Regions from separate parts of the Homo sapiens genome. Here region 2 is linked to region 1. A link is a loop called in an ENCODE intact Hi-C map of the cell type or tissue named here. Cell type or tissue: PC-3. All regions are shown on one strand. Each heading gives the region's core, and the rest is flanking DNA. Links, peaks and the distances in the headings are about the cores only. Region 1 has its middle 19 kb from the start of MIR4486. Region 2 overlaps CSRP3-AS1 (CSRP3 and E2F8 antisense RNA 1).

Region 1 (16,472 bases), core at 5,774-13,773:
GTCTCACTTTTTGAGCAATTAGAGGAAAAGCAGGATTCTGTCTTGTGAGCATCACCAGATATTCCTGTCCACAGTGGGGGGAAAATTCGAGAAGAAACGCTGATCCCAGCCTCAGCCCATTCCCCCAGAGAGCGCCCCACCCTCAAGGATCACCAGCGCTATGCCCTGAAATGTGTTTATGCTTCCCCCTGCTGGTGGCTCTTGTCACTGCACTCCCCAAAGCCCCCGCCACAGAATGGGTAGGCCAGGCTTCTCACAGCCGCTCATCTTCCCTGGAGGGGTAGGGGTCGGGGGTTCAGGTGGGGACGGGCTCCTGATTGCAGAGGCTGCAGCTGGCCTCCATGTGAACAGGTGAAGACAGGGAATGTATCTAAAGAACGACATTACAGTAGCAGCTAATATTTATTTGTTCAATATTTAATTTATTAAATATATTTGCTTTGCTTTAATTGATTTGCTTAATATTTATTTGCAAGGTGCCAAGCCCAATGCTAAGCATTTTTCCTGCTTTACCTCCCTTAACTCTCTCAATAACCCTGTGAGGTAGTTATTACTATTCTCTTCATGTTACAGGAGGAGTCTGAAGCTCAGGCATGCTGAAGTTCATACATCTGGTAACTGGCAGAGCCCAGATTTGAACCCAGGCAAGCTTAACTCCAGATCTTCCATTGTAGTGGCGGTTCTCCAACTTTTGGGGGCATGTGAATCGCTTGGGATACATATTAAAATGCCCCATAGACCCGGGATTCAATGGGTCTTGGGTAAATAAAGCCCAGGACTCAGCATTTTAACAAGCACATTGGTGAATTCTGGTGTAGCTGATTAATGGATGCTACTTCAAGATTTACTGCAGCCCACCAGGTGCATCCCGATCCAAGGGCTCAAGTAGCAACCAAGGTGTTCATTTTACTTTACAGTTGTTACAGACAAAAATCGACTCTGGTCTATAAAGGTCCCTCTGTGTCAAAAGGAGACCATGACTAAATTCCACTCTTAGCCTCAATATTCACAAAGATCTAGCCTAAGTGTAATGGGGTTCCGACTCCTGAGTCCTGGCACCCAACTCTGTATTACTGGTAGAGCTGTGTTTGGGAAGAGAGACTGGGGAAGTGATGGAGAGCTGGTAGGGAAGGTGTTGTCCTGACTATTGGGCAGGCGTGGGAAATTCACTTCTTTTCCCTGGTCTTGGTTTGTCCATCTAAGCAATGAAAAGATTTCGGATCTTCTCTAAATTTTGAAAATTCTATCTGCCCACAATCCAAACTTTTGTATTTCTTTTGTTTTCCTGAGAGCTCTCATAGCAATCAAACTGAGCTATCCAGTGTCCCAGCTTCTGCTTTCTGATAGGTCCAGATGTTAATTGGGTCTCTGCTGGTAATGTATTTAATACCTTCTCTAGGTAGGTGAGGTGTCTTGGCAGGGCCTACTCCATGTTTTGAAGGTGACATTATTTTAGGACCCAGAGAAAACTCATGAGATTAGATGGATAGACAGAGATTCCTTGACATCTTACTGACCACACCATTAATACATATGATTGGCTCTGAATGGAACTTGGTTATGAAGCAACCCTGTCTTGTAGGTGCTACTGATGCAGATCTATAGACTAGGAGACATAAAACCTGGGCTCTGACCTGAGAACTATTGCTTTAGTGCTGCGTAAATCCACACCAGCACAGGGCCTTCATTTTTCTCTTCACAATGAGGCATTAGGCTTTGTGGTACATGGTCCCTTTCTTCCTGGATTCTGAGATGTATTAGATCAGCCAGCTCTGGGCAAGCCATGTGTCAGAGGTCTAATCCCTAATCAAACATCTTAGAATCCTATTCTGTTGCTGATTTAGTGCCTAAGCTCCAGGGCTGTCAAAACTTGAAACTGAAAAAAAAATATGAAGAGTCAAAAACATTAAGTGAAGACCCAATCCATGTCTCAAAGAGAGAGTTTATTGTAAGTATCTTATCCTGCCCTAAAGGATGCCCGGAGCCCCCAGAGATGCCCCAAAAGCTTGAGGCCCCAGGGGCTACTCTGCTTGTCAACAAGACTTTCCACCCTCTGAGAGCGGATTTGCCCCAAAGGGTTGGTGGTCAGGCATAATAACTTGATTCTGTCATGATCCACCTCACAGGCAGGTGCCGTCTTTCTATATATGGATGTTGCGAGACTAAATGAGAAAATATAGATAACACTTGGCACAGTCAGAGTTCTGTAACTGTGGATTGTTGTGATGGTTTTTGTTATTTTTACTAGTTAATCCTTATAAGGGTATCTGTAAAATGGGTATATTACCACTGCCAGGGAAATGGTTGGAAGATTAAATGAATGCAGTGTGGAGGCACGAGGCCCTCACCCCCAGAGGCTTAGTGCCTGCATCTCTGGATGGGGTGACACCCAGGCCCATCAATGGCAGGAGAGAAGAAAAGCCTGAAGTAGAAAAATGTTGGAGACCTCAGCCCTCATCTCCAGGAGCCCCCTTCATCATCCCCAGGGATGGTAGCCTGGGGCAGTGGGGCAGGATCTCTTCTTAGCCAAGGCCCAGTGGCAACCGTAACTGAGCCAGACTTGCAGGCTGTGGAGCCTTGGCCAAGTCACTTAACCTCCCTGAGCCTCAAGGGGGTTAAAACAGAGTGCAAGGCAGAGGTCCCATTCAAGGAATTCAATGCCAAGTGGTATAAGAAGCAGAAATCTTAGGAAGGGCTTCAGATAGCCACAGGCTATGGAATTTGGGATCCGTGGCAATTTAACTTAGATCTCAGGGAGTCCCCAAACACATATCTAAATTAAACAGAGTGATGAAGATAATTAACTTACTGATATCTAGTAATAATAGGTGCTTACACAATGTTCACTGATTAACAAGAGAAATTTACTGAATATATTGTACTAAATAGCTGATGAAAGCAAGGTCAAGTTCAAGTGGCCTTTGCTATAAGCCTTGGATTTCTGAATTTCATATATGTATGTGAAGGTTGAGGCTAGCAAACACAAGGGCCAGACAATTTCCTGATTTTCCCAAAATAACAGGTGGGCCCAGCAGTGTCCCCCTTCCCTGGTTTCCCGCCCGACTCTCCGTGACTGGTTAGGAGACGCTGCACCCAGATATCCGGCTTCACTCACAGCTGACCACACTGAGCAGTACCGTCATGTGAACAGAATTAGTCATCATTTTGATGAAAGTGAACAATCAAAGGAAGAAGACCCAACACACATTCTGTCTTTTATCTTCTATCAGAAATGCCTCTTTCTGACCTTAGAGACCCAAGCTGAAATTTAGAATCGGAAGGGATGGTTGAGGTCATCCATCCAGAATTTGCCAGGTGTATTCAGAAGAACACTGGTCTTAACGGAAAAAGAGGGTCTGAGGTCAGGGAAGTTTGGAAAACATTGCACATATATCCTTTCCTGCCCTTTGAAATTCACTATGCAGCCAGGCACTTAAAACTCTTGGAAGAGTCCTGAAGAAAGAAGCCTGTTCAATTTTGTTTAACCCAGAGTTTCTCAAACTTATTTATCTTTGGGACCTTGCTGTTGATGCACTTTCCTCTTGCCCACTTAGTGTGTACTGACATGAGCATTTCTTCTATCTGGTCTACTCTATTCATTCCCAGTATAGCTGTAGTTCCTGAAGTCACCTGAATGTGCAACCCATTATCTAGACCAGACACTCAGAAAGATGGAGTAGCTTACCTAAGGCCATATAGCTAATTATTCTTAATAGTCATAAACCAATATTTGTATAGCAATAAAGCTCATATTTGTACAGTGCTTTAGAGTTTTCTATAAACTTATATTCACAGCATGTTGTTTATCAAATGTGATAAGAGCTGCAATGTTGTTGAAGGCATACTCCACATCAGGGCTTTTACAGGTATGACCTCAGTGGCGCTTCACAGCAGACATCTGAGGCACATTGCTCGTTATAAAGGCGAAGACACTGAGGCTCAGAGACTCCAATTAAAGTGCCCAAGGTCACACAGCTGGCAAGTAGCAGAGCCAAGACTTGAATCCAGAAAGTTTGATTCCAAAGCCATCCCCAGTGCCCCGCACCCCAGTGAGAACTTGTTTTCTCGCAGGCAGGAAGCAGATGTCTCAATAGCTGATAACCTGGGAATCTCAGGGTTTGTCTAAAGCTTGTGATTAGTTATCAGATTTCTCAGGAAGCACATCCTTACTCTTTTTTTTCTCTTTTTAAGTGGAGAAATCACCAAAGGAGGCCACAACATCAAGAAAATAGTCTCTTTTACCACCGATTCTGAGCAAAGCAATGAAAAACAGCTTCAACAAAAAGCTAATTAGAAAGTCATAACTTGGAAAACCACCAAATGCAATTCTGATGAGGATCAAATTTAATAAAAGCACAGCTTCTGGTTCCTGCAGCTAGAGCGAAGCAGGCACGTGAGGGGAATGGCTAAGGCAGACTCAGCTAGAGAAATCGGGATTCCAGGTACACCAGGCAGCACTCCAGGCTGTCCATCTATCCGCCCCCAGGGGGAGAAGGGCTCAGGCAGCTTACTGAGAAGGGGGCTCTGGAGACACTCACCAGGGGCAGACCATGAAAACCAGACTGGCCCTGGGAAAGGGAGAGTGCCAGAAGCTTCCGAAGAAAGCACTTCCCATCCCCAGGCTCCTTTCCTGTAACAAGGTTCCTGGGAGTTTCCTTACTGCACAGATGAGAATGGCTTGTCATTAACATTCACATCAATAGACGCTTCTTGAAGACTTGAAAATGGCTATTGCCTGTGGGGATAAGCATGTGACCCCTCCTGCCATCCACCCTCAGCCACCCTAGTGCCAAGGAAAGGAAGCATGAATACAGATTCTACCAGCAGTAGACACATTCTGAACAAATGAAGTTCAAATTAAAATCTCAAAATAATTCATGCTCCCATAATGCTTTATAGGTGATAAGATGCTTTCTTGGGCATTTCCTTATTTAGTCTGTGCCATAATTCTATTTGGTGGTTGTCTTTACTATATCCACCTGACATCACACAAGGAAAACAAGGCTCGGGGGTTAAATGACTTGGCCAAGGGCACAGAGCTTACAACAATGGTGCCATAGGAGAATGGGCTTTTAATTCAGAAAGACCTGGGCTTCAATTCTAGCTCTGTCCTTACCTGACATGTGATCTTGGGAACAATCTCTGTAGCCGAGGCACCTCAGTCTCCTCAGCTGTGAAGGTGGCTTCCATGTATGGAGGACTTTCTGTGTGCCAGGCACTACTATAAGTACCTGTGGTAGGTGGTTTGCAAGATGGCCACTAATAATTCCTCCCATTCTTGCATGTGCAAGTCACTCATCTCATCAAGAGGAGAGGCCTGTGTCTCTCTTCCTTAAATCTGGGCTGGCTTTGTAACTTGCTTTGACTTATGGAATATGGTAGAAGTGACTGCTGTGCCAGCTCCCAGGCAAGGCGGTAAGAGGCTGGGAACGGCCTTTAGTTCTCTTGGAGTCCTGCGCCACCATGTATAGGGCAAACACACTTGACAGCAATAACATAAACATACCCTGAGAATGGCCCTGTATGGCACCTGTGTGGGACTTGAATGTGTGTTCCGAGACAGGGAATCCAGGGATGGCCAACACAGACATTCATTCCTTGTCTATGAGAAAACATCCGAGCCCCCAGCCTGTCCCATGGAACACAGGCTGTACAGGGGATTGAAGCCCCAGGTTTTGGGTTAAGTGAATGTTGCCAGGTTCAGGTCATTCAGGGAGGGTGTTAAGTGAAAATGCTCTATAAATTGCATGCTGTTCACAAGCAGCTGTGGCTTTTCTGCCTAGCCTGCTGCCATTGGGCCATAGGAAGGTGGTTTGACTGTCCAGTCCGCTGCCACTGGATTCTCTCCCCTGTACATAAGCCCCTAGTCAAAACCCATGTCTTGTTTGTTGGCTCTGGGTCTCTTTTTCAACCTCTTGAACCTGATGACTTCCCTATTGAGGTGAGTAGGGGTTTGGCACAATGCCATGTAAAACCATTCTGACTCTCGTGCTGGAGAGAGAGGCCCTGCCAGCCTTTAGCTGAGGTGCCATGCATTTGAGGAAGCCCTCTTGGCTCATCCAGCCCTACTGGAAGTGCCCAGCCAACATCACATGAGGAAGCGAGTTGCTGTCCCACTGAGCCCTGCCCTAATTGCAGAATCGTGAGCAAATACGTAGTTGTTTCGGCTTGGTTTGTTTCGCAGCAATAGATAACTGAAAAAGTGCCTAATGTGTATTCATTTAGTCCTCATATCAACCCCATGGAGAAACTGAGGCACAGAAAACTTAAGTAAGTTATCTAATAAATAACAGCAGGTTTTAAATACAAATAGGCTAACTATCCAGAGCCCACGTTTATAAGCACCACGTTATACTGCCCCTTCATAAAAAGAGCAGTACCTCTCAGAGTTATTAAAGAGATTGTCCCTCCCCAACGTTCATCCCACAAGAGCACCCCATCTTCCAAAGAGGAGGCTCCACATGGACTCACATGATATTCACCAGACGAAGTGCCCTCTGTCATTCTGGCTCGATGCTGCCCCCACGTGGCCACTGACTGTCCAAGCCTTCCGTTTGGACACATCCTGACTGCAGGAATGCAGCTTGAGAATCTGCCATCCCTTCAGCCACCTCTTGATCCCACCCTATGCTTCTCACCTGGAAGTGCAGCCCCAGTTCTGTTCTGTGTTCGGTGTGGATCCCATTTTAGCCAAGGCTTTTCGCGTTCACTGCTTATAGGGAAGCATCCCACCTGAAGCTCAAGTTGAAGTGTGTCTACGTGACCACATGAGCACTGATAGGGCCCCTGGGAGACAGAATGTCCCTGCCTAAGCCATCAGCAGACTTGTGGCAACCAGAAGTTCCAGTTTTCTCATTCAGAGCCTAGAGTACCATCGATTGTCCATGAATTGCATAGACAACATTTAATCAAGGGCAGATGTACTTCAGCAGGAGAAACATTCATGTGAAGAGATTACTTCACAGTGGCTAAAATAAATCAATTCTACAAACAAAACATTCAGTTTACTCATCGTAAGCCGTAGATTGCCAGGCTCAGTGGATCTAACAGGTAAGAGTCTGGGTTTGAATGATACACCTCGGTTCAAACTCTGGTTCCATCATTTGCTGACTGTGTGACCTTGGACAAGTCTCTTAACCTCCGCTGGCATCAATGTCTTCACTTGCCAAACGGCTACATTAATACCATGTCTCTTGTGGAATTTAACCTGCGGGTTAAATGATATGGCATCTGAGAGCACTTACTGCCTTATCATCCAGTGATCTAATAAGCCTGAATTATATTTTCTTTGTTCATTTGCTTATTTAATTTTAAAATTCCTTGGTTATTTTACATGATAGAAGCAATGCATGTCTATTATGTAAAATTTTGGAATTAGAGAGAATAAAGAGAAAGAAGTAAAAAACTCTGATACAGAGATTTTTAAAATCAAGGTCCATAAATCCCCTAGAAGACTAGTAAGAATTTCAGAGAGTACATGAACTTGGATAGGAAAAATGACGTTTTTATTTCATGATCTAACCAAAATACAGCATGGTCATTTATTATGAATTTTGGCTTCAAATAACAGTAGTTTTAGCTATATAGACAACTTTGTCACTGACAGAAACTTAGACATTTTTATACCACATTTTAGCTATTGCATGTAATTTAAAATATTACTTGAATTCATCACTACCTTATAGGTATAGTAATTATTTGATCTTCTGCTAGATCGTGTTACTTAAGGTATTAAAAAGAAGCACATATATTGAAAAATTATTTTAACATTTTGATATCTGTATTTCAATATTATTGGTTTTCTTTGAAATTCTATGGTTTATATTTCAGGCATTTAAAAACATGCTGGTAAGCCCATAGGCTCATCAAGCTGCCAAAGGTGTCTGTGGCACAAAAAGGGTTAAGAGATCCCTGCTGTGGTTCCTCCAGCCAAGCCCATGAGCAGTTCAGATTTTCCTGCCACTCTTTAACTGTTTACTTCGTTCATATTGTTGCAGTCAGGTTGCATAGTATAATTTTGTAGCCTGTGTTGCTAACCATAAACATGTTTTCACATTGCTTCTTACACACATAATTTTTAATGGTGGCATGATATTCCACTTTGTTGATGCACCATAATTCACATTCCCCTGTGGTTTACCATTTACAATGGCTTGAACCTGTCACTTTTACAAATGACATTAGGATGAGTGTCTTCTCTCATAAAGGATCTCCTGTATTTTAGATTATTTCCTTAGGCAAGATTCCCAGCAGTGGTAGAGTGAACATTTTCAAGTCGCTGACACCCTTCCTGGTCCCCGGGGAGCTGCAAGCACATGGAATCAGCACATGGAGGATTGAAGAAGAGTGAAGGCTTTGAAAGGAGGAGGGAAGGGAGGCTGAGGAGGAGAAAGATAAATGGGAGGGCAGGGTCTGTAGGGACAGGTGCACAGGCTGTGACCCACTCAAGGGTGTCCAGCCAGGTGATAAGCACAGGCTGAACTCTAGTCAGGCTCTGCTACCAAGCTGTGCACTCAGGCTGGGGCTGGGGCTGGGGCTGGGGCTGGGTGGGCTCGAGGAAGGTACATCTTCTTCCAGGCACCATGGGAGCAGAGGAATTCACTATTGCTGAGAAATTCACTATTGTTCCTTGGTGGTGGCATCTTCTTGGGGTCTTCAGGACATACAAACCCCACACCCTCAGAGAATGCTAGAAAGAAGGAGTCACATTTTCAACCTAGAGTCCCCGAACCTTTAGTACCTGGGAAGGCAAAAATCTGGGAAGGCAAAAATGTGAGCAATGTTTACTTCCAAAACAGCTAATAAAACTTGAACATTGACCTTCAATAAGGCCTCCCCATGTAAAACTCATACGGGTTGGAGTTCACTGCTGCTTGTTGTTTCTTATGAGTACACAGTGATTGGAGTGGATGCTGTGGTGAGCTGCCCAGAGCCCCCCCCAGGTCTGGGAGTGTTGGCTGCTGTTGGTTTATGGCTAGTTCGTCCCCAGGAATTGCACTGGATGAAAGAGCTGCCTTGCCCAAGGTGATAGACCTTGCCTGATTCATGTGGGAGTGCACAGACCTGGCCTGCTTTCCCCAGTGGGGATCACTCTGCAGCTCTTCCCAGCCCCAGACCTACCTGGGGACCAGCTGAGGCCTTTGTCGTGCATGTTTCATGGTTCCACCTCTCCCTCTGCCAGCTTCTGCTTCCCCACCTCATTGATGGCATTACCAGGACATGCCCCAATTTCCTGTACATTGATCCCTGTCTCAGAATCTGTTTATCGGGGAACCCAATCTAAGATAGTCACATATCTTGTTTACTCAAAACTGAAAAGGAATAAATTATTACAACATACATACATGGGTAGATAAGATTTTTTTTTTTTTTTTGCAAAACATGGTATGTATGAGATAGAAACCCCATTTTTAAAAAATTTATTTATCTTTAATTTTTTTTTTCGGAGTTTCGCTCTTGTTGCCCAGGCTGAAGTGCAATGACGCGATCTCAGCTCACTGCAACCTCCTCCTCCCGGGTTCAAGTGATTCTCCTGCCTCAGCCTCCCGAGTAGCCACCACGCCTGGCTAATTTTGTATTTTTAGTAGAGACGGGGTTTCTCCATGTTGGTCAGGCTGGTCTCGAACTCCCGACCTCAGGTGATCTGCCCGCCTCGGCCTCCCAAAGTGGATAGAAAACCATTTTTAAGAAATGTCCTTGCTGGCAAAAACACCACCACCATAAACAACCATCTAATTCATCCTTACCTACTCCCTCATTTTATAGACGAGAAACAGAACCCTGGAGGACAAGTGGCCTGAAAGTCACAAAGCCCACAAACAGCAGAGCTAGAACACAAAGCCAGACCAGCAGTGTTTCCATTCCTTGAGGCGCCTCTACTAGCTTTGGGTTCAGGGCAACGCATTTTCTAACAAAAGCCTACCCCATGAGTGGGGAGGAGCTGGGCAATGGAGCCTGGTGTCTCCCCCAGAGGGTTAGACACTTCCTGCTCTCTAACATCCAGAGACAAATCACAAACTGTAAGGTTGGCCTAGTGTGGGCATTGGCATCAGACAGCCCAAACTCAATCCTGGCTCTGCTATTGGCTAGCTGTGTGGCCTTAGCACAGTTGATTTACCTCTCTGAGCCACACTCTCCTCATTTCTCAAATTAAAATTCTAAATTCTAATTATCAGAGTTGCTTTCTGAATAAAGTAAATGCCTGCACGTAGATGTCATAGCACGATTTCAGGCCCTTAGAAGACTCTAACCCAGCATTAGTTCCCTCTGGCCACCTTTATTTTGTGTTGCCTCCTGGCTTAGAGCGCAGAATTTCAAAAACAAAAAAGGAGAGAGAGCTCCCACAACTTTTCAGTATGAAATGCTCTGTCCCCTTCTCTGATTGCTAGGGGAACAGAAAGCAGCCTCTTTTTCTACTGGGCGTGAAGCCCTTTGAGTCCACCCAAACTCGCCAGCAGAGGGCAGCACAATTCTGCTAAAAGCCCACGAGGGGTTTGCCACCCATTCTGGGCCTCCACCATCTGATGACTACCCGGCTGGCACAGAGAGGCTGGTGCTGCCTCTGTACCTCTCCTCAGTCTGGGTCCCTGGAGCCCTGGCAGCTGTGGTGTGTCTCCCCAGAAAGGGAATGGCCAGACCTGCTCTGCAGCAGCAAAGGCTGGATTCAATCTCGGCAATGCCAAGGCATATTTGCATGTGCTCTTCTGTTAAATACATCAGTTTGTTACAAACAATCCTTCCCAGAGGTGAAGATGCAAACCAGCCTGAGGCCACCCGCAGCCCAAGCTCCCATTTCCTAGGCATTGAAAATCAGCTGGTCAGTGCCTTCCCTGGCTCATCCTGGGGTGATGGGGAGGGGAGAGAGGTGTGTGTGTGTGGTCTGCATTACTGTATATTGGTGCTCAGATGAAGGCTCTGAGGCCTGGGTGGGTATCCCCAAGAGGGAGGATGAACTAAAGCAGGGGTAGGCCCCCATATCTCTCTTACTCCTTCCAAAATGAGCTGGGAAGAACCCCAGGAACAGAATCCGCACATTTCCCCTGACTTCAGAGAGCCCTGCTCAAGACGATGAAATTAACAAGTGAGAAGCCCAAGATTAGGGGTGGGGCTGTTGACCTCCTGTATCTCTGTCTCTAGATTTCCAGGAATTTTGGGGCTTTCTAGACAAAGGTTCTGGCTTGAAGGTCCATCTGGGCTGGAGATGGGGCTATGCATTGAAAGAATGCTGCCCTCCCAAGAGTCCTTCTGAGCCCGGCTCTTGCAAGGGAACAGGAATGCCTCTCCTCACCAAGGGACATTTTCCTGCACAAATGTATCCATGGAGAGCATGTTACACAGCCATGCTGAGACTGGAGGCAAGGCTGCAAAACCTGCCTTCCTTTTCACTCCGCAATTGCAGAGGACAAGAAAAAGAATTTCAGCTTACGCGTTCCTTTCCCTGCCTTGAGAAGGATGGTCTCAGCACTCCCATCCAGCTCCCCCCCTTCCCCCCCACACACACTCACACACACTCTCTCACAATGCAATGTTAACGCTAAAGAAGTAAGCAAATTCCTTGGTGGGTGGAACTGCTGCCCAGGAAACAGCCCCTCGGAGAGAGCTACTTTAAGGCAGAAAATCCTCACAGCACGCTGGCCAATGAATGCTGTTCAGCTCTTTTACACTACAGCGCTGAAATAATCTTTTTTTCACTTTCTCTCCAAAATGCCTATAATGTCTGTGAGGCTGAATAATTTATGGTCCTACCGTCCTTCATGTCACAGAGTGGTTCCGCTTAATGTTGTTCCATGGCCTTGTGACAAATGGAGTTTTTCTTGTGTTCTTTGACCCAAATGGGATTCAGGCTGGGGAGCTTCTGCTCGGTCTGGGTGGGATGGGAGAAAAGTGAGGAGGAGGGGAGAGGGTGGCTCCTGTGCCCGTGGCCACAGGGCCCAGCAGGACAGGCCCTGGGCTCCATGCCCCTGAGCCCCGATGGAACAACCCCTGGGTTTCTGGGAATTGATTCAGAGAAGTGTAGAGAGGCAGAGTGGGGAGGCTGAACACTCAATGACTGTAAACTGTGAATTCCCTGCAGACGCCTCACACGCCTCCCCTCTGGTGTCTCCATCTGTCCACGGATTCCCAGTGACTCCAGCTCTTGCTCTTCCCAGCCCCAGGCACCGCAAAGAGGCAAATGAAAGCCAAAAGGCAATGAGCCCTTTCCCCCGCCCCTCCCTGCCACCTACACCCCAAGAGGCTCTGTCCTGTCTCCCAAACTGACCAGTCTTGCTGCCTTCTCCAGGGGCCCAGGCCACCCCAGTCTCAGCCCTGGGCATCCATAGAGCACAGGCCTCATCAATAATTCACTGCCTCCCCCGTCCTCCTCAGACAAAGGGAAGGGAGCCTGCAGGCCTCAGAAGCCCCAAGACCCCAGGGTTGCAGTCAGGGAGCTAATGTCCTCTTGAAAGGAGAGGAGATGTGGAGAAAGAGAGAGAGAGAGAGAGAGAGAGAAGAGGAGAGGAGAGGAGAAGGAGGGGAAGGAGCAGAGTAAAGAGGAAAGAAAGGCTAGGAAAAGGAAGGCAAATAAATCCCATCCAGGATAACCATTCTGGAAGTTGGTATGCTCCACACGTGAAATGCACTATTCTGAAAGAACTAACCATTTTTTCCCCCACCACTATTTTACTGTAGAAATGAGAGGAAGCAGGACGTGGCTGGGTTTCACAGACTATTTCTTCACAGTTTCTTATTCTGTTTTGACAAGACATCTGCTTAAGCTACTATTCTGAACCACGCGGTGTATAACCTCCATCAGCTTTGCCAGTTCCAATGTTCTGCAACATAACAGGGAGGGAGCTGACAGGGCACACACCTGGTGGGCTGTGAGGCCAGGAGGGAGGGGTGCAAGTGGATCAGGGACAGGCACACTGGCAGGCTCAGGCTGGGGAGCAGCCGTCTGGGTCCACAACTCAGCAATGAGGACTTGCCGTGGAACCCAGGGGATGTCCCTTGACCTCTCTGAGGCTCAGCCTGATCTGCAGATCCCCTCCTCACAGAGATGACTGGGGGGACTTTAAGAAGAAAATACGTGGTCCTGACCCCTCTGTACTTATGGTCTTGTTTGCGTAGACATGGAACTTGATCTCAATGACAAGTGAGCCTGCCAACCTGCACATGTTCTTGCATAAATTGTAGTAAAGAAAGTGATGGTGCTGCAGGGCAGGCAAACCCCAAAGTGGGGCTTAGCTTGCAAGGGTTCTTGGCTTCCCCCAGGACAGCATGCAAGGGCGAGCCAGTGCTGGGGTAGAAGAAGACAGCTCATTTGAAGTGGCAGTGCCACAGCTCCAGCAGTCAGCGCCAGCTCCTGCAGAGCAGGGCTACTGCATAGGCAGTGTGCTGAGAGTAGCCCATCAGAGCAGTTTTGCAGTCATCTTTATACCTACTTCTCATTATATGTAGATTACGGGGTGGTTTATGCAGAAATTTCTAGGGAAGGGGTGGTAACTTTTGGGTTGTTGGGACATTGCCATGGAAAGGGGCAGTAACTCTTGAGTGTTGCCATAGCAATGGTAAACTGACATGGCACACTGGTGGGCGTGTTTTATGGAAAGCTGCTTCCACCCCATCTCTGTTTTAGCTAGTCCTCAATTTGGTCCAGTGTCCGAGCCCCATCTCAGGAGTTGAGTCCTGCCTCCTACCTCAAGGGGAGTGGGCAATATCACAGGGCCCACGTAGGAAGCCACAGCATTGTGGGCATCTATTAGCAAACATTCATTGAGCATCTGAAGAGGTGGCAGTGAGTGCACGTACACAGTCCCTTTCCTTGTACAATGCTGCTTGCAATGCTGCTTGCAGACTATTGAGCTCCAATCTCTGCTCCAGAATCCACCCTGTATCGATCTGCCTTTAAGCAAGCCCCTTGACCTCTGTGGGCCTCAGTTGCCTCATCTACGAAATGGAAATTGTCAATCCCAGACTTATGGAATTATTGGGGAGATTTCGTGAAGTTTCAAGTATTCGGGTTCTAACAGAGTCCTGTACACAGTATGTGCTTAATAAACGTGCATTCCCTTTAACTTCTTATTCCTTAGAAGATGGGGCATTGGGGAGCTCTGGAAGGAAATGTGGAGTTTCTCAGCTGATTTTCTTCATATGGCCATTTTATTAAATGAGCTTCAGAAATAGCTTTATTCTCCTCCTTTAGATATTGTTTTGTCAAATTTCCCTTTTTCGTTTCTAGACAATATCTCAAACAGGTCCCAGAGTTTTTCTGGCTGCCTCCGGGTATTAGAACAATCTCATTTTCAGGCAATAAAAAGTCCAGGGCAATCTAAATCAAAACTTGAATTTCCCATCCACCTCCACATATGTCCTCCCTCCCTGGCTGAGGCGCAAACTGCAGGACTCTAGGCCAGCAGAAGCCGGGGGAGGCTGGCCCCCCTATTTTGCTTTCCCTGCTCCATCTCCCCTTCTTTTGCTCTCCTGTTAATGGGCCCCTCCAGAGCCGAGGGCAGGGCATGGGAAGTGGCTATCAGGAAAAAGCAGATTCTTACCAGACTAACGTTCTTGTCATCTGGTCTATGGTGCCCTTGGTGGGGCAGATGACCTAATGCTCATGGTGCAGCTTGGTTTCTTGGGTGATGTCCACTGGGGCCTCTACGCTGTATCACGATTGAGACCTCTCAGACACCTCCTGTGAGCTGCCCTGCAGCACACCACTCCCGTGGAATTCTGCTGCAGGAGCCCCCTCACCCTGGCAGGCAGGCAGCCTTCTGAGCTGGGGTCCTTTTGAGATGGCTTAGCCTGGCTCCCATTAGCTGTCCATTTGCCATACGATTGGTAGGAGGGGGGTTGTGCTCTCTCACGGTACCTGCCCTCCTTCCTCTGTAGTCAGGGGCATCTACTATCTCCTTCCGGCCAGTGTCTCTCTGCATCGGGTGAACCCTCAAGCTCCTGAGGATACTTGTCCTTCCATCCCCCAAGAGAAAGCACAAGGTGGGGGAGGGGCACTCTGAGTTCCCACAGGGACAATTAAGCCACCAGTTGGGAATAGGACGCCAACCTCTCTTCGTGAAGGCAGCCTCCCGAGTGGCTCCAGGAGGATCACCTTTTTTAACCATCCCAGGTTTCCTTTCTTCACTCTAGAGGTAGGAGCCCCAGGGCTGCTCTTGGTCACCTCTTAGCCAGTCTGATGAGAATGGCCTAGCCCCTATTTTTAGAATGTGTGGACACTTGGCTTCAGCTTTGGAACCTCAGCCACATTCCAAGACAATAAGAAATGTCCTTCTTAACATCATGTTACAGTCCCCAAAGCTGAGACATTCACCTGTTTAGGGTCTAGATGATCTTCAAGCCCCTCTCCCTCTGAGAAGCAATAATCTGGAAGACATTCACTCTTACCTTTCTTATCTGTAACCCCAGGTCAGACAAAAAGAAGGGAATGAAGAGAATCCATCACCTCTACTTAATAGCTTTGAAAAGTTTACAAGTTTAAACACTCACCTTGAGGGTGTTTTTTTTTTTTTTTTTTTTGAGACGGAGCCTGATGTGTCACCCAGGCTGGAGTGCTGTGGCATGATCTTGGCTCACTGCAAGCTCCGCCTTCCGGGTTCACGCCATTCTCCTGCCTCAACCTCCCGAGTAGCTGGGACTACAGGCACCTGCCACCAAGCCTGGCTAATTTTTTTTTTTTTTTTGTATCTTTAGTAGAGACGGGGTTTCACCATGTTAGCCAGGATGGTCTCGATCTCCTGACCTCATGATCCGCCCACCTCGGCCTCCCAAAGTGCTGGGATTACAGGTGTGAGCCACCGCTGCTGGCCAAGAGTGTTTTTAAATTTACTATTACTCGTGGATGGCAGGACATTGGTCAAGGGCACACGCTTTGGTTGTGGGCTGGATCACATGGTTCATAAACTCCCCCCTTTCCAGTAACCATCAGTGAGACCTTGGGCAAATGACTTGACATCTTTCTGCCTCAGCTACTGCATCTGCGAAATGGAGGTAAGCACAGGCTCGCCCTCCTAGGGTATATAGGCACAGGTCTCTTAGAATAAGGCCTGACACACTGTAAGGGCTGTGGAAATGTTTGCCAAGTGAAGGGTAATAACCGAATTCTCTCTTCGTCTGATTTTCCTTTGACTACTCACATCTTTGCTGTTTCAGGGTTTTGCTTTCATTGTTATGCCCTTTCTTTAAGTTTCTTTCTTTTATGTTTGTCTGTGAACTGCTCTTTGGAGATACCCATTACCGACAGCCATGAAATTGTCATGCAGGAGACATCATTGCTAAACCTATCCTACGAACTAAGATATTTAAGGAGGAAAGATGGCAGCTGCAGAGTCAGGCCCCCTGAGTCTGAATTCAACCCTGTTACTCACCAGCTAGGTGATGTGTGGCTGGTTATTTAACCTCTTGCAGGCTGGGATTCCCCATCTGTAAATCACCTTTACCCATCCTTCAAACATTTCTGTGGGTCCGCCAAGTTCCAGACA
Region 2 (16,472 bases), core at 3,527-11,526, 290 kb after region 1:
TGCCTGCTTCCACTTCACGTTCTGCCATGAGTAAAAGCTCCCTGAGACCTACCCAGAAGCCTAGCAATGTCGGCACTATGTACAGCCTGTAGAACAGTGAGCCAATTAAACCTCTTTTTATAAACTACCCAGTCTCAGGTATTTATAGCAACACAAGAACGGCCTAATACAATACCACACATAAACCTTCTTCCCCTGACAAGCCAAGGCCCTGGGAAGGGCTGAGGTGACAGTTACAAGCTGGAAAGGCCATTCTCATAGAGCTGCCACTTGCAGTGATAGCAAATAAGGAAAGAAAGTTCATTTCAGATTCTACTGGCTTAGGATGGGTAGCCCCGTGACAGCCAAATAGCCTTGACTTTGAGGAAAAAGCAAGAAGTCAAAACCTAATACCAGTTACTATCAAGACAAAAAGGTAATTATGGCATTTGGTCTGCAGGTATCAAAGAGCAAAGCAATGTTTGACCTTGCCAAAGGGTAGGGATTATGTCATGAGGATGTGTTAGCCACCGTGCACTCTGCTACTCAGTATCAGAGGAGCTGGGGAAGAGAGAACTTAATTCTCCCAGCAAGCAGGCAAGGCTAGCAGAGGCAGCATATTCAGTAGCCAATTGCCCAAGGTGGCTGCAAACAAAAAGATTAGACTTGCTTAACTGTTCAAGCTGCAGAACAACTCCCGAGGAAGGCTTATTGACTGCAGCTTCAGAAACAACAGCAGAGAGAAGGAACAAGGAGGAGGGAAGAGGAACACATGTGTTGATCCTGCTCACACTGGCAGGCAAAAGAGCCACCAGCCAGAAAACAAGTCAATGCAGAAACACTGGCTGAAAGTCACTCATTCTGGGGAAATTAAGAGAGAAGTGACATTCAAAAAATGTAAAGCTGGCTCAAGGCTGTAATCCCAACACTTTGGGAGCTGAGGTGGGCAGATCACAAGGTCAGGAAATCGAGACCAACCTGGTGAAACCCCGTCTCTACCAACCTGGTGAAACTCCATCTCTACTAAAAATACAAAAAAATTAGACGGGTGTGGTGGCATATGACTGTAATCCCAGCTACTCGGGATGCTGAGGCAGGAGAATCGCTTGAACCAGGGAGGCGGAGGTTGTAGTGAGCCAAGATGGCACCACTGCACTCCAGCCTGGGTGACAGAGCAAGACTCTGTCTCAAAAAAAAAAAAAAAAAGTAAAGCATCAAGTGACAGCATCAAGATGAATTTGTAGATTTAACCAACCATGAAGATGTACCTCTTAAGTAAGCTAAGTCCCCTAACCCACCACTCTTCCTCTTAAATGGTCACAGACTAGTAGCTGGCAGGGGCTAGAGAGGCCTCCAGACCAAATCCTTTATTTTATACTAGAGGCATCAGGGGTGGTAAGCAGATCAATGGACTGTGATCAAAAGTCCTTCCTCTCACTAGCTACAGGATCTCAGACAAGACATCTCAGCCTGTAAGCTGCAATTTCCTCATCAGTAAAATGGGAACATTAAGACTGATGTCATTTGAATGTTGTGAAGACTAAATAAGACATGTGAGAATGCATCCTAAGGGTTAGGTATATTTTTAACCTGTGAATATACCGCGGTTCTAAGAGGTAAAGTGATTTAAGCCCAAGAAATCAGCAAATGGGATGCAGAGCTAGAATTCCTGACACCTCAGGTGGTGTTCTTTCTGCTAAGCCACACCTGCCAACATGGAAAGAGTTTCATTTCAAGGGTGCAAATCTTGTCTCCTAGGCAAGCTTCTGTGGGACAAGGATTATGTATTCGCCATGCCCCACAATGGTGCTTCGTACTTAATAACAACAGCCAACATGCATGGAGGCTTTACAGTGTGCTGGGCTTTGTTCTAGGTGATTTTCATGTGCTAACTCATTTTATCCACATGTCAAATCTATGAGGTAAGATAGTATTATTATCATCAACTCCAACATTACAGATGAGGAAACTGAGCACTGGTTAAGAAAGTGCCCAAGATCACACCGCCAGTAAGTTGGTTATATTTATTTTCAAATCAAGGCAGTCTGACCCAAAAGCTCTGCTCTAACCACTATGAGGAGAAGCACTGATGTCGGAGCTGGCTGTGTTATCCCAGGGGTAAAGTAACCTGCTTGGATGTAGAAGACTGGCACAGGACTTGTACACACTAGGGACTCAATCAATTGTTGTTTCCCTTTATTTCATGGAAGTCCTGAAATAAAATAACTTGCCATGTGCAGCCCTGGTGCTGGCTTCTTGCCATCAGGATGACCCAGAAGTACTTCAATCCTTTCTGCCTGTCACATAGGACTCAAGAAAATTTGTCTTAAATGCACTGGGCCTGGACTTTAACCAACAAGGAGAAACATTCAACCTTGCTGCCAGTCAAAAAACACACATTAGAATTACATACTTTTAGGCTGAGTGCAGTGGCTCACACCTGTAATCCCAGCACTTTGGGAGGCTGAGGCGGGTGGATTGCTTGAGCCCAGGAGTTGAAAACCAGCCTGGGAAACATGGTGAAACCCTGTCTCCACAAAAAAATACAATTACCTAGGTGTGGTGGCACATACCTGTGGTCCCAACTACTCAGAAGGCTGACGTAAGAGGACCGCTTGAGCCCAGGAGGTCGAGACTGCAGTGAGCCATGATTGCGCCACTGCGCTCCAGCCTGAGTGACAGAGCAAGACCCTGTCTCAAAAAACAAACAAAACCCTATATACTCTTTTCACCTATCAAATTAGAAAAAAAAATTAATGATAACATTTAATGCTTTAATGCTGGCAGATGTGCGGTAAAACCGATATTCCTAGACCCTGTTATAACAGTATAAATTGTACTTCACATGAAAACAGTTTAGCCGCATATAGTTGACTCTTGTTATTCACAGTGGTTATATTCCATAACGTCACCACTAACACTGAACTAACGAATCCTGAACCATTGCTTCTAGGGGAGTCATGGGGTTAGGCTCCTGTGATCCTCTGGTCACATCTTCATCAACCAATCAATGCATAACCTTGTTTTATGTGTGTTTCTGTTTAAAGACACGTTATTTAATATACTATATACTGTTGATTAACACTGAACTCACAGCCAACAGCACTACAACTCAGGCCTGAACGATGCTCAAACACACATATTTTCTCTATAAGGCACATCACAGCCTTCTTCCACTTAGAAACACAAGACAGCACATCAATACTATGATGGGGGTCATTTTAAACAGCAAAATCGCCCATATAAAGCACAAAAATGCAAAAGCCATAGCACTAACTAGACCGTGAAGAGGACATTCATTTATAACTGAATCAGGAAGGCAAGTGTCACTTTGCTGGACCTCAGTTGCGAATGTGCATGACAGGTGTCTCACTTGCTCTCACAACGTGCATGTCCAAGAATGACCATGAAAGCACGGCCAGCATTGATTTGGGAGTTACAAATAACTGTTAGCATGCAGATGAACTCACGAACTCAGAATCTGTGAAAAATGAGGACCAACTGTATATATTAAGAAACTAACAAGCTTGTGCACATTGAAAAGCATGGGTGACAGAAATCTGGATTTGATTTCACAAGCAGCTTTTGAACTGATCTTATTTCCGCTGAAAAAGATCCATCTGAGACTACAGTGTGGGCTCAACTGGTAAGAACTACTGTTCAGTTCAGGCTTAGCATTGCAGCAAGGAGAGTTAAAGGCCCCAAGCTTGGATTTGGGGATGGGAAGCATCACAAAACCAGGCACAGGCTCCCCTGCCCCTCACAGACTCAAGGCCCTGGCCTCCACAGAGAAAGCTCCCACCAAGAAACCAAGCCCTTCTCAAGTGTCTGCTGAACCCACGGTTCTAGGGATAGCCAGGAGGACAAAGCCCCTTCTCCTGTTCTGACTTATCTCTGCCCCTCTTCACCTCTCTGATCTGTTTGTGGTACACTGGCCTCCCTGCTGTTCCCTGAACACACCAGGCAGGATATGGTCCCACCTCAGGGCCTTTGCACTTTCTGTCTGCCCACCTAGAACACTCTCTAGACATTTGATGGGCTCCCTCCCTACGTCTTTCCTCTCTGCTCAGTGAGGCTTTCTCTCCCCTCTCTGCCTTCCCTGTTTTGTCTCCATAGGAATTACCACCATCTGATAGATCATTTGTTTTGCTTGCTCATTTATTATCTCTCCCCCATGTAAACTGGGGAGAGGGGGATTTTATGGTTCTTATAGTACCCCTATTCCTAGGGGAAGGCCTAGCACATAGTAGGCACTCAGTAAATGGTACTATTTGTTAACTGAATTAATGGATGTAATATACTAGTAATAATGATAGTGGGAGTTAACATTTTTGCATCAGTTACTGTGTCGGGTGCTTTACACAGGTTACTGCATTGAAATTCCAAAGCCTTAACACGTGAGCACTGTTATGCTTATTTTGCAGAAGGAACCAAGGCACAGGGAGATTATGCAACTTAATTAAGGTCAACCAGCCAGTAAAAGATTGAACTGTAATAAATCTCAGCTTTTTCTGACTCGAAAGTCACTATACCAATTTTCAAACTTTCTGTGGTTAAGGAACCAGTTGGTTTTTTTCTTCTTCTTCTTCCCAGTCTATCATAGATTGATTAACAGAAAAATGAAATGGGGGAAATCTACAAAATACAATATGTGCTTGAATGTCATGGCACTATCCAAGTTTTTAAACACCTTCAATATTTGTACTTATCTCCCCACTGACAGGTAGAAACAGTTTGGTCTACAGTGCAGTTTTTGAGTATATTGAGCTCTGCATTACACCCAAGGAATCAAATACTGTCGTTCTGAGTTTCTAGGTCATCTGGGGACTGAGGTTGAGACTCCAGAAGAAAAGTCCATGATCTCTTTTACTTGTAGGAAACTTGAAAATGTCTCAAGTCAAGTTTCCTTCATTTGACCCCTTACAGTTGTTAGAAGTGGGTCCTCTCACCCTCAATTTTCAGGTAAGAAAACCTGTTTTTCCTCTGCCTAGAATGCCCCTCCTCTGGGCTCTGCAGGGGGTCACCTCCTTAGAGTGACCCTCCCCAACCAACCATGCAAATAGCATTGCTGACCCTCTCTTATCACACAGTCTAATTTCCATCACAGCATTTTTTACCATCAGAAATTTTCTTTTTCCTTGTTTACATATTTGCATTCTCTCATCACTCTTTATATTAATAACACAAACTCCAGGAGGGTGGAAACCTCAGCTCATCAGTCCCTCTACCCAGCAAAGAATTTGGTCCCTTGAAGTATTAACTGAATAATGCAGTAAGAAAAAAGAAACACAGAATGATTAAATAGCTTACCTAAGGTCAAAAGCAGGTAAAGGCCTGAGATGGAAATCACATCCACTCAGTTGTTCAACAGAGAATGTTTCAGTGTCTCTTTCTCCAGCATGGGCATGGAGCTGGGCACTGGGGTCTTGGTGGTGGATGAGAGAGGGAAGACTCCTGTCTTGATTGGGGCCCACAGGACTCAATCCCAAGCACAGCAGTTCTCCTCCCCGCCTTTCTGGCCCTCTCCATGTTCTTTCATCTGTACATACTATTCTGCTTTCAAACACTTTCTCACAAACAATCGTGTTATTGTGTAAGCAGGACATTATATTACACTCACTTTTAGCACTGCCAGATAAAATGTGTTACATTTAAATTGCAAATAAACAATGAATAATTCTTTAGTATGAATATGTTCCATGCAATGCTCAGGAAATACTTATACTGAGAAATTGTTCGTTGTTTATCTGAAACTCAAATTTAACTGGCTCTCTTGATTTTTTTCTTTCATTTTTTTGCCCGTAAATATGGCAAGCCTACACATTTTACTGATTAGAAAACTGGGGCTCAGGGAGGACAGAGAACTCCAGTAACTTGGCCCTAAAGGCAGACACCAACACCCAGCCAGAGAGCAAGAGCTAGCCCTATCCACCATAGAACAATGAACTCAATGTTTCTTGAGTCAGAAAACCTGACCCCCCACAGCTCCTTTTACTTCTTTCTTAAGGACCCAGTGCTTCTGAGCCCAGGCCAATTCCAGCATGGCTGTCCAAATCCATATCCCCTGAGGATTATCTTGCCATTGAAATGTCTTCCTGGCCTCCAGCAAAGAAGCAGTTGCCATGTCTATGTTTAACCACTTTTAGTAAATTTTTCTTCTGATGATAAAAATACCTTTGTAATGTATTTACACAATGGAACACTACACATCAATGAAAAAGGAACAGATGCTGCTACATACAACAGAACAGCTTGGTAAGTTTTTATATATTTATACACATCGACCTAAAGAAATAGCACTGAGTAAAAGTCTCGACACGAAAAAAGAAAACATCTGGTATGACTCCGTATATATGAAGTTCAAAAATAGTCACAATTAATTTGTGGCCGTAGAAGTCAGAACAGTGGTTTCTGAGGGGTGGGGGTCATTGGGAAGGGACATGAGGGAACTTTCTGGGGTTTTCATAATGTTCTGTATCTTAAGCTGGGTGATGGCTATATGTATATATAAACATATCTTAAAACTTACATGTTCACTTAAGATTTGTGTACTTTTCCAGTTGTAGATTACACTTAAAAGAAAAATTTAAAATAAACAATACATGCTGACTGTAAAAAAATGCCTAAAGTAGACAAGTATTTATTTATTTATTATTTAATTTTATTTATTTTATTTTATTTATTTTTTTTTTTTTTGAGACGGAGTCTCGCTCTGTCGCCCAGGCCGGACTGCGGACTGCAGTGGCGCAATCTCGGCTCACTGCAAGCTCCGCTTCCCGGGTTCACGCCATTCTCCTGCCTCAGCCTCCCGAGTAGCTGGGACTACAGGCGCCCGCCACCGCGCCCGGCTAATTTTTTGTATTTTTAGTAGAGACGGGGTTTCACCTTGTTAGCCAGGATGGTCTCGATCTCCTGACCTCATGATCCACCCGCCTCGGCCTCCCAAAGTGCTGGGATTACAGGCGTGAGCCACCGCGCCCGGCCTATTTATTTATTTTTTTGAGATGGAGTCTCACTCTGTCGTCCAGGCTGGAGTACAGTTGTGCAACCTCGGTTCACTGCAAGCTCTGCCTCCCAGGTTCACGCCGTTCTCCTGCCTCAGCCTCCCGAGTAGTTGGGACTACAGGCACAGGCCACTACGCCCGGCTAATTTTTTTTTGTATTTTCAGTAGAGATGGGGTTTCACCGTGTTAGCCAGGATGGTCTCGATCTCCTGACCTCGTGATCCGCCCGCCTCGGCCTCCCAAAGTGCTGGGATTACAGGCGTGAGCCACCGCGCCCGGCCAAAGTAGTCAAGTATTTTTTAAAAATTAGGCCGGGCGTGAGCTGACGCCTGTAATCCCAGCACTTTGGGAGGCCAAGGCGGGCAGATCACAAGGTCAGGAGATCGAGACCATCCTGGCTAACACGGTGAAACCCCATCTCCACTGAAAATACAAAAAAAAATTAGCCGGGAGTGGTGGCTGGCGCCTGTAGTGTCAGCTACCTGGGAGGCTGAGGCAGGAGAATGGCGTGAACCCGGAAGGCGGAGCTTGCAGTGAGCCGAGATTGTGCCACTGCACTACAGCCTGGGCAACAGAGTGAGACTCCGTCTCAAAAAAATAAATAAATAAATAATTTAAAAATCATCTGTACTACCACCACTGGGAGATATCGCAACTAACATTTTAGAGTGTCTCCTTCCAGATCTTTTTCCAATAGCATTAACTTTTCATGAGTATTTCCTAAGAGAGGAATTCGGGACCTAATGCCAATCAGTGGAGGTGCTAACTTACTTAGGAGTCTGAATTTCCTGGACGTGACTTTCACTTATCCAGGAAGCCCTGACACAACTAGATTTAATTTGACCATTTTTAGAAAAGCATGGAACAATTAACAGCAAATAAATGGAATTTAAATCAAATTGAATACAGCTTTTCAATGACATGTCTTAAAATTTAATTTTAAGCACAGTAATGAATAGGAAATGAAAGCTTGGCTTTGGAGAACTCATGAGCCTTCTGGGACCAGGAGTGCCACCTACTGGTCACGGCCTGCCATGACACATCCCAACATCTGTGTCACCCTCCTTAATTAAAAGCCCCAACTATGATGCCTCCTTTTCTCATAAGTTTATACATCTCCTCCAAGAGCTTTCCAGACATCTGTTTCTACAGTGCATTGTATACGTCCTATAACATAGAATTATCTTAATAAATATTTGCTCAATGAATAAATGCATGGATGGGTGGATGGATGGATGGATGAGTTAGATGGGTGGATGGATAGATAGATAGATAGATAGATAGATAGATAGATAGATAGATAGATAGATAGATAGATAGATAGACAGACAGATAGATAGATAAAAGATAGACAGACAGACATTCTTGCACCTCATTGTAAAATAAGAGAATAATCCCTATCCTACCCACTTCATAGTCTTTTTTCGAAGAATAGATAACCACTGGTAAAGACCATAGGGATATGAGTGAATATTATGACAGCCAATGCCAGGAGACTGTAGGGGTCAAATGGTGACCAGGGTAAGCAGTGAGGCTAGAGACAGAGCATTAAAAACAGGAAACCTAAATAAATGTGAAAATGTCTTGAGCCAGGGACTTAATAGGAACCTGAAAAATGTTAGCTCTTTTCCCTTTCTTCTGTCCCCATTTACAGCCCCAGCTCACAAATCCTTTCTGTAGTATATGAGGAGTTAAGAATGAAGATCTGACTGGGTGCAGTGGCTCACTACCTGTAATCCCAGCACTTTGGGAGGCTGAGGCAGGGGGATTGCTTAAGCCCAGGAGTTTGAGACCAGCCTGGATAACATAGTGAGACTTCATCTCTACAAAAAAAATAAAATTAAAAAAAATTGCTAGGCATGGTGATGCATGCCTGCAGTCCCAGCTACCTGGGAGGTCGAGGCTGCAATGAGCCATGACCATGCCACTGCACTCCAGCCTGGGCAACAGAGCAAAACCCTGTCTCAAAAAGAGATCTGTCCTTTCCTGGGCTCATTCAGAGGTAAAGTGATGTTCAATGTTTGCCTGTTGTCAGTTTTGAAAGAGGCCAAGATCACTGTGCTTGTAATGTGAGCTGGCCCATCAAAGCCCCTTTCAGTTAGGAAAAGTGGTTTGTGAATCATCACTGTCAGTCTGGCTGATTGCAAGGTGCCCATCTGAGCGTGTCCACTGTTGACAGCATTTGACAAGCATCGTGCGGGCCTCACTTCTAGAGGCTGCACAGTGGGGGCTCTGTTCTGCATAAAGGCTGCATGATGTGGCAGAAAGAATACAGACAATAATTAGGAGGATTAGGATTTGCCACTCACTGGCTGTGTGACCTTGAGCAAGTCAGCTTGCCTTTTGCCAGTATATAAACCACCTCATTAGAACCATGTAACAAGATAATGCCTGAGAAAACACTTTGTAAATTAAAGCACTGGACCCAGGGTAAGGTGTGGCTATTAATAGAATCCCAAGTGGGCCAGGTGCGGTCACTCACACCTGTAATCCCAGCACTTTGGGAGGCCAAGGTGGGCGGATCACCTGAGGTTGGGAGTTCGAGACCAGCCTGACCAACATGGAGAAACCCTGTCTCTACTAAAGATACAAAATTAGCTGGGCGTGGTGGTGCATGCCTGTAATCCCAGCTACTTGAGAGGCTGAGGTAGGAGAATCGCTTGAACACAGGAGGCAGAGGTTGCGGTGAGCCAAGATCACACCATTGCTCTCCAGCCTATGCAACAAGAGCGAAATTCCATCTCAAAAAAAAAAAAAAAAAAGGGAACCCCAAGTGAACTTCTGCCCCAGAGGGGCCTGACCCAGCTGAAAAACCACAGCCCCAGCTACTCAAGAGGCTGAAGCAGGAGAATTGCTTGAGGCCAGGAGTTCAATGATGCAGTATACAATTATCGCACCTGTGAATGGCCACTGTACTCCAGCCTGGACAACTTAGTGAGACTCCATCTCTAAAAATTTTTTATTTTAATAAGCAAAACTGCAGGTAGTGTCATTTGCACTGATCTGGATCAGACTTCTACTGATGAACTTCAACACTATTTCAGCAGCTACATAACAAACTTTTTCATGTTAAGCTTATGGTCCACTAAGACCTACCCCTGATGGCTTTTTTAAAATATGGACTACAATCCTTCGTATTTCACCCACTCTTTGATTGGGTAATTGACATTTTTAAAGCTAAATATAGACTTTGTGTTACATTTCCTCTAGATAAATTTAATATTATTGCTTTGGTCCATCCATCTAGGCTATTAAAATATTTTTATTACTACTTTGGCCATTCCATACATTACCTTGCCCTGTTGACTTGGCGAGAGTTAAACATTTCAACAGTGTCCAATCCATTCATCCATTCAACCTACATTAACTGAGCACTTACTACTCTCTAGATGTTACGTAGGAGCCAAAGATGCAGAGGATGTATCTGACAGAGGGTGGCAAGTACTTCTGTAGAAGCAAGCCATGGGTTCAGAGAGCAGGGAATCTCTATTGCTGCCAGCAGCAATGGAAAGGTTTCCCAGTTTATGAAACATGGCAGAAGCCAAGACCCAGTCTCCTTTTCTTTCTGAGCATACTGCTGGGCTGTATTTCCCAGCCCCCAATGATTCTTTGTGCTTCCACATTAATGACCAGGTCTTTCTTCCCAGGCAGATAAACAGATGAAATTCCACTGTGGTAATCCTTTCATGATTTCCTCTGCCTTCCAAGCAAAAAAAAAAAATCTGCAGGTGGCAGTAGTCTGTCCTTATCTTTCTGACCTCATAACCTTATATTCATCCCCTTGCTAGTACACATGTCCGTTTGGCAAATTATCAGTAGAGTTCCCACAATGGGCCAGGCCATCGCATTCTCTTAAATCCTCTCTGAGCTCAAAATCTCCACACTGGGGAGTGGTGCCTTCCCCATCCTGGTGGGTCCCCTTCTCCTTTGCATCCTTTGCTTTTGCATCCTAGCTTAGATCAAGGTCTGGGCATCTGCATCCATACACCCTTGCTTAGCACCAGGCATCCAAGCCACTGTGTAAAGGTGCTGCATGAGGGAAGGAGAGGACAAGGAGCACTCTGTCCACTTAGTCTCTTGATTAGTAGAGCACTGCAGTAAGAAAAACCTGGACATCAACTGAAGAGACAGGGGCTCAAGTCCCAGACCTGCGAGCAACCAACTCTGTGATTTGGGATATGCCCTTCTGAACTTTATTATAAAACAAGCTAAATAGACTTTCAGCTCCAATATTGTGATTCTTTCTAGGCCAATCCCTAATTCCTGGTTGAACCCTCTATTCTATTCTAATCTAGATTTACAGTAAAACAAACAAACAAACAATTTTACGAGGCAGAAGAAAGGGAAAAGAGTTTACCCAGCCTTCCTTATACCAAAATATCTGCTGGCAATGTGCAGCCCAAAGCTGAAAAACAATTGCTAAGGGTTATAATTCCAGAATATCCTCAGATTTGTCCTTGCCCATAACCTGATTTCTTTTAAGGCCAGACTAATTGTGTCCAGACTCAAGCTCCATGCTAAGTCAGGACTGACTTAAATTATTCATGGAATTTCCACACTGGGATGGTTTGGGAGATATTATTTGCAGATGTATTTATCCTTTCCCATCTTCAGGAACTCTTAATAATGAGCTGTTTAGATAGGCAATCCGTTAGCTTCCTTGAGCCTCCATTTCTTCACCTGTCAACAAGGAACACAGTTCCTCCCTTGTCTTTGGCTCTCGAATATCTTTGGTTCTGTGATTGCAGGTGCCTCAGCCTGAGATTTCACATGCAGATCACAACCAACAGCAAACCACATAGACATTAAAAAAAAAAGAATGCCATTTGATGATTAAACTCAAAAGGAATTATGCAATTAGCAAAGGACGTTGATCACACAACATGTGAGTCTAATTGCAGTGCATGCAAATGTTTGCTAAATTAGATAAATATAGGTTTGCAGGCACTCTGGTGCACAGATTGAGTTTTAAAGTTAAGAAAAATATAAAAGTTAATTATAAGATGGGAGTGATAAACACAGGGTATGCGCGCTAGGCCGATTAGGATTATTAACCAAGTAATCACCTCATGCCAAAGGTGGAGTGTTATAGGAGTCATGGGCCCATACTCTGACTATTGTGTAATGAAGTTATCATGTTTTATAGAACATGAAAAACTTGCTTCATTTTTACACAGCACCTGTCATCTGGGGAATCTCAGCACTTTGAGGTGTTTCCATTCTCTCACCAGTTTGCCTGATGCACATTGCCGAGGTGAGCAAGACTTCGTGTACTGGCTTAGGGAAGAAATGCTGGATGCTAACCATTCTCAGGCCCTCAGGAACCTGACACGAATGAGAAATCCATAAGCCCACAAGGCAGCTCTTATAGGAGTAAACCTATTAGCCTGCCAGGACCTTCTAGGTAGAGGAAAAAGAGTGCTGGAAAGCTACCTACAGCGGGAGTCTAGGTCCTGGAGGCAGATTGCTCAGATTTGAATCCTGGGTCAATCACTAATTCTTTGACCAGCTCAGCTCACCATGCCTTCGCTTCTTCATCTCTATAATGGAGACACAATATCATCTACCTCTTAGGGTTATTGCGAGAATTAAATTATTACTTTGAATAGCACTAAGAATACTGTCTGACACATGGGAAACAATAAATGATTTATTTCTTATTATTTGCTTTTCACTGTTCATTAGTTTACATGCAACAAAGGGACCACTACATATAAGGCACTATGCTAATGACCACAGTGGGGGATACACACACATGGGTTCCATCATCACATTGGTATATAGGGAGGAAATGTTGGCACTCAAATAATTACAGTGAAGCAACATATGAGAAGTACTGTTTAAGTGTTTCAAAGTGTTCAAGGTGGGGGGATCATTCCTGCAAGGTGACTGGAGAAAGCTTCATTAAAGACAGGCCACTTCAGGCAGACCATGATGAGATTTTTAGCAGAGGGGAGGTTGGGTGGGAAGGTCACATTCTAGGTAGAAGATACCTCATGAGCAAAGATGCTGAAGTCAGAAAATCCCAGGCAACATCAAGTTATTGCAGGAAGTGATGGGCAAGGCTGGAAAGGAGTTGATATGTTTTGACTGTGTCCCCACCCAAATCTCATCTTGAATTGTAACTCCCACAATTCCTATAATTCCCATATGTCATGGGAGGAACTGGTGGGAGGTGATTGAATCATGGGGATGGGTCTTTCCCATGCTGTTCTCATGATAGTGAATGGGTCTCACAAGATCTGATGGTTTTAAAAATGGGAGTTTCTCTGCACAAACTGTTTTGCCTGCTGCCATCCATGTAAGACATGACTTGCTCCTCCTTGCCTTCCACTGTGATTGTGAGGTCTCCCCAGCCATATGGAACCATAAGTCCAACAAACCTCTTTCTTTCGTAAATTGCCCAGTCTCAAGTCTGTCTTTATCAGCAGCGTGAAAAAGAACGAATGTAGAAGCTTTGAGGTCTACCTGGGGGGACTGGGGGCTGTGTCAGGTCAAGCACTGAGTCTTGACTTTATCTCATGAGTCCCTGGGATATTTTTAATGAAATAGGACAAAGCAGTGTTAAAGGAAGATGAGTCTGGCAGGGTTAGTGGAAAAGATGGAAAAGGGAAAGACTGGTGAGAAAGGGAGCTGCCAGCTACGGCAGTGCCCCAGGTGTGTGGCAACAAGGGTAAGAATGAAAAGGCAGGGGTGCAAGGGGGGACACTGGGCCAAAGTGTCAAGACTCAGTGACGGAGTGGAGGTACAGAGCAAGAACAGGGAAGAGGAGGAGAGGATGGTGAGGGTTTGAACTCGAGCAGCAGGGACAGAAAAGAAGTCATACTCGTCCTCCAGAGGTTCTGATTCCTGGTTACCCAGCACTTTATCCAGATAGGATCTCTGCAACAAGAGGCAGCACAGGGCAGGATTTCCCAACACAGGCTTGAGAGTCAGACAGCTCAGGGTTTCCTGCTAAGCTGTGTTATCTTCACCAAGTTTTAACCAGAGCTTCCATTTCCTCTTTTGCCAAAGGGGGATTGAAGACAACATACCTCAGGGATGTTGTGAAGATTAAATGAGATCATGTGATGATGAAGCACCTGCACATGGGGAAAATCCTGGGGCAGGGAAGAGGCCAGTGCCCCAGAATGTAGAATATCAGAAAAGACGAAAAAATAAAAATGAAAAATATTTTGCATTAAAATTCTTCTGAACAGGGGTTGTTCACGTTTTAATGATTCAGAAGCTCTCTGTGAATCTTGCAGCACCACCAGCGCCTCCAGCATACTATCACTATACTGAGGCCTCACAGAAGCGCTAGCTGGCACATATTCGAGTCAGAATAAAGATAAACCAGCTCATCACATTGATCTGGAGCCAGAAAGAAGGAGAGCAGTGATCAACAATCCCAGATCCTGCTGATGGGCTCAGCCTGTGAATTTTGGTAAATTTCTCCCATGTTTTCATCAAAGATCCCAACAGTTTTCTTCTCCTCCCCTTCCAGCAATGCTAGCTTCCACATGCCTTTCCCAATTTCCTGTGACGAAGGTTGTAGAGACCATCCCAGGGGCTGCTGACCAGTCAGCTGGTGTGCGTGGACTTCAAAGGCCTATTGACACAGCTGTACACCACTGGGCCAGGGGCCAGCGGCAGGCCTGCCTGAAATGCTTTATCCACACCTTGACAGCAATACAGCCCTCCCCAAGAGGACCAATAAACCATCTCAGCTCTTGGATCACTGTTATTTAGTCAACAAAAATTCAACATACAAATGCAAACTGGTTCTACCAAGTGGGCCACTGGAGTTTGGAAATTATAACCTGAATCTCTGCCTGATCCGTTTTCTGCCACTGCAGAACTCTGCTCACAGCTGATGTCTTATTATGGACAAAATTGTCTTTCAGCCAAGCTGCTGTTACTTTTCAAAAATACCCAGATCATTCTGAGATAATCCTTATGGGTACAGAGAGACAAAAAGAAAGCAAGCTGTGAAGCAGGGGATTAACCCCAGTCCATCACACTTCAAAGCCTGTGCTTTTTCCAGTTTTCAAGGAAAGCTCGGCATCAGCATAGACTTGTACGATGTCGGGAGATTTAAGTAATCAAGTCTACACTCCCCATGTTACAGGGGAGACGAGTGCAGCTCAGAGGAGTTCAGTGACTTGTCCAAGATCGCACAGCAAGTGACATCTCCTACTATGAAAACCAATAAGCTAGCAAGAGATTTGATCATATTAATAAGACTATGTCCTTATAATCAAATAGCAATTAACATTTTCAAACAATATTTTTACACTTGTAGCCTCAGCTGGTCCCATACCATCAATGAAGTGTTTATGCCATAGATATTACCAGCCCATTTCACAGAGGAGGAAACTGAGGCTCAGAGAGGTAAGTGGTTTCCGTAAAGTTGCAGAGCTAGTAGGTGTCAGAGTCGGGAACTAGAGCTGGAGTCTTCAGATTCTAAGACAGTTGGCAAGTGGTAACCAAATCCAATTCTATGCCTGGGCCTGTACTTCAAGCAATTAAGAAATCTCTGTGCTGGGAGCAAAGAGACAGGAAAGTGAAGCACAAGAGAGGTGATATTTACTAATAGAGCCAATAAACTAGATACAAAACCTTAAATTATGATGCATTGACTAATTCTAGTAATAGATAAGAACATGTTACCTTAACGTATTTTTCCTCTTCAACATGTCTTTCTCAAGCCATTTCTCCTTTAAAAAAAAAAAAAAAAAAAAAGATAAAGCAGGCTTCTAGTTGTAAGGATTCCAAAGACACTGGGGCATTTGCTGAGCTGAGTACTGAACATAGCTGCACCTGCAGTAGGGGCAGTGGGAGGTCGGGGAAGGGGGTGGAGGACACAGATTCTGCTGCTTAGAAGAAACAATTTCCTCGCGAAAGGTTCTTACACACAATCTAACTATTGGAAATCTCTACGAAGTGATTGAGAAAGCAAAAATAAACACAAAGGCAGATACGCATTTCTCTGGATTGGTTTGGATTATATTATATATAACATATGATAATAATAGCTATTAAGTACTTGCCATGTGCTAAACATTGTGCAAGTACTTTGCATCTATTATCTCATGTAATCCTCATGACAGCCCATGAAGATGTATATTTTAATCCCAATTTTAGGGAGTGGGGGGAAAGGAGGTTCAGAGAGGTTAAGTCATTTGCCTAAGGATGCACAGCTATAATGAGATGGCCTTTGAACCAACCAAGGTCTGTTTCACCACAAAGTCCTAATTTTCATCCACATCTTATCCTATCTCAAGGAAAGATTACAGACTAGAAGATACTTCTCTGTCCTCCAGACCCTGATTTCTTTAAAAGCAGCCATCTTAGGCCAGGAGTGGTAGCTCACACCTGTAATCCCAGCACTTTAGGAGGCCCAGGCAGGAGAACTGCTTGAGACCAGGAGTTCAAGGCTGCAGTGAGCTATAATCACGCCACTGCACTCCAGCCTGGGTAAAAGGGCAAGACCTTGTCTCTAAAAAT

Evidence for each region. Peaks named below come from ENCODE experiments on the same cell type or tissue, not always from the same donor. Only the 100,000 strongest peaks of a DNase experiment are listed, where the experiment ranks them.
Region 2: a loop joins it to region 1, with 11 times the contacts of the local background. A loop is called at or near these places in 76 of 110 quality-filtered maps.

The regions. Positions count from the first base shown.
Region 1 is chr11:19,547,915-19,564,386 of GRCh38, reverse strand. It overlaps a transcript of NAV2 not described here. Among named protein-coding and RNA genes, the nearest start is that of MIR4486, 19 kb to the left of the region's middle. RefSeq lists enhancers at 10,568-10,617, 12,634-12,833. In PC-3, for the core only: CTCF peaks have their summits at 6,526 (motif pointing left) and 10,449 (motif pointing right); DNase peaks (open chromatin) are centred at 6,536 and 10,456.
Region 2 is chr11:19,251,455-19,267,926 of GRCh38, reverse strand. CSRP3-AS1 (CSRP3 and E2F8 antisense RNA 1) reads right to left here. Exons shown (of 6, transcript NR_183675.1): 2 at 15,636-15,682. Among named protein-coding and RNA genes, the nearest start is that of E2F8, 19 kb to the right of the region's middle. In PC-3, for the core only: CTCF peaks have their summits at 7,797 and 8,000 (motif pointing left); no DNase peak of the experiment used is centred there; H3K4me3 peaks cover 310 bases.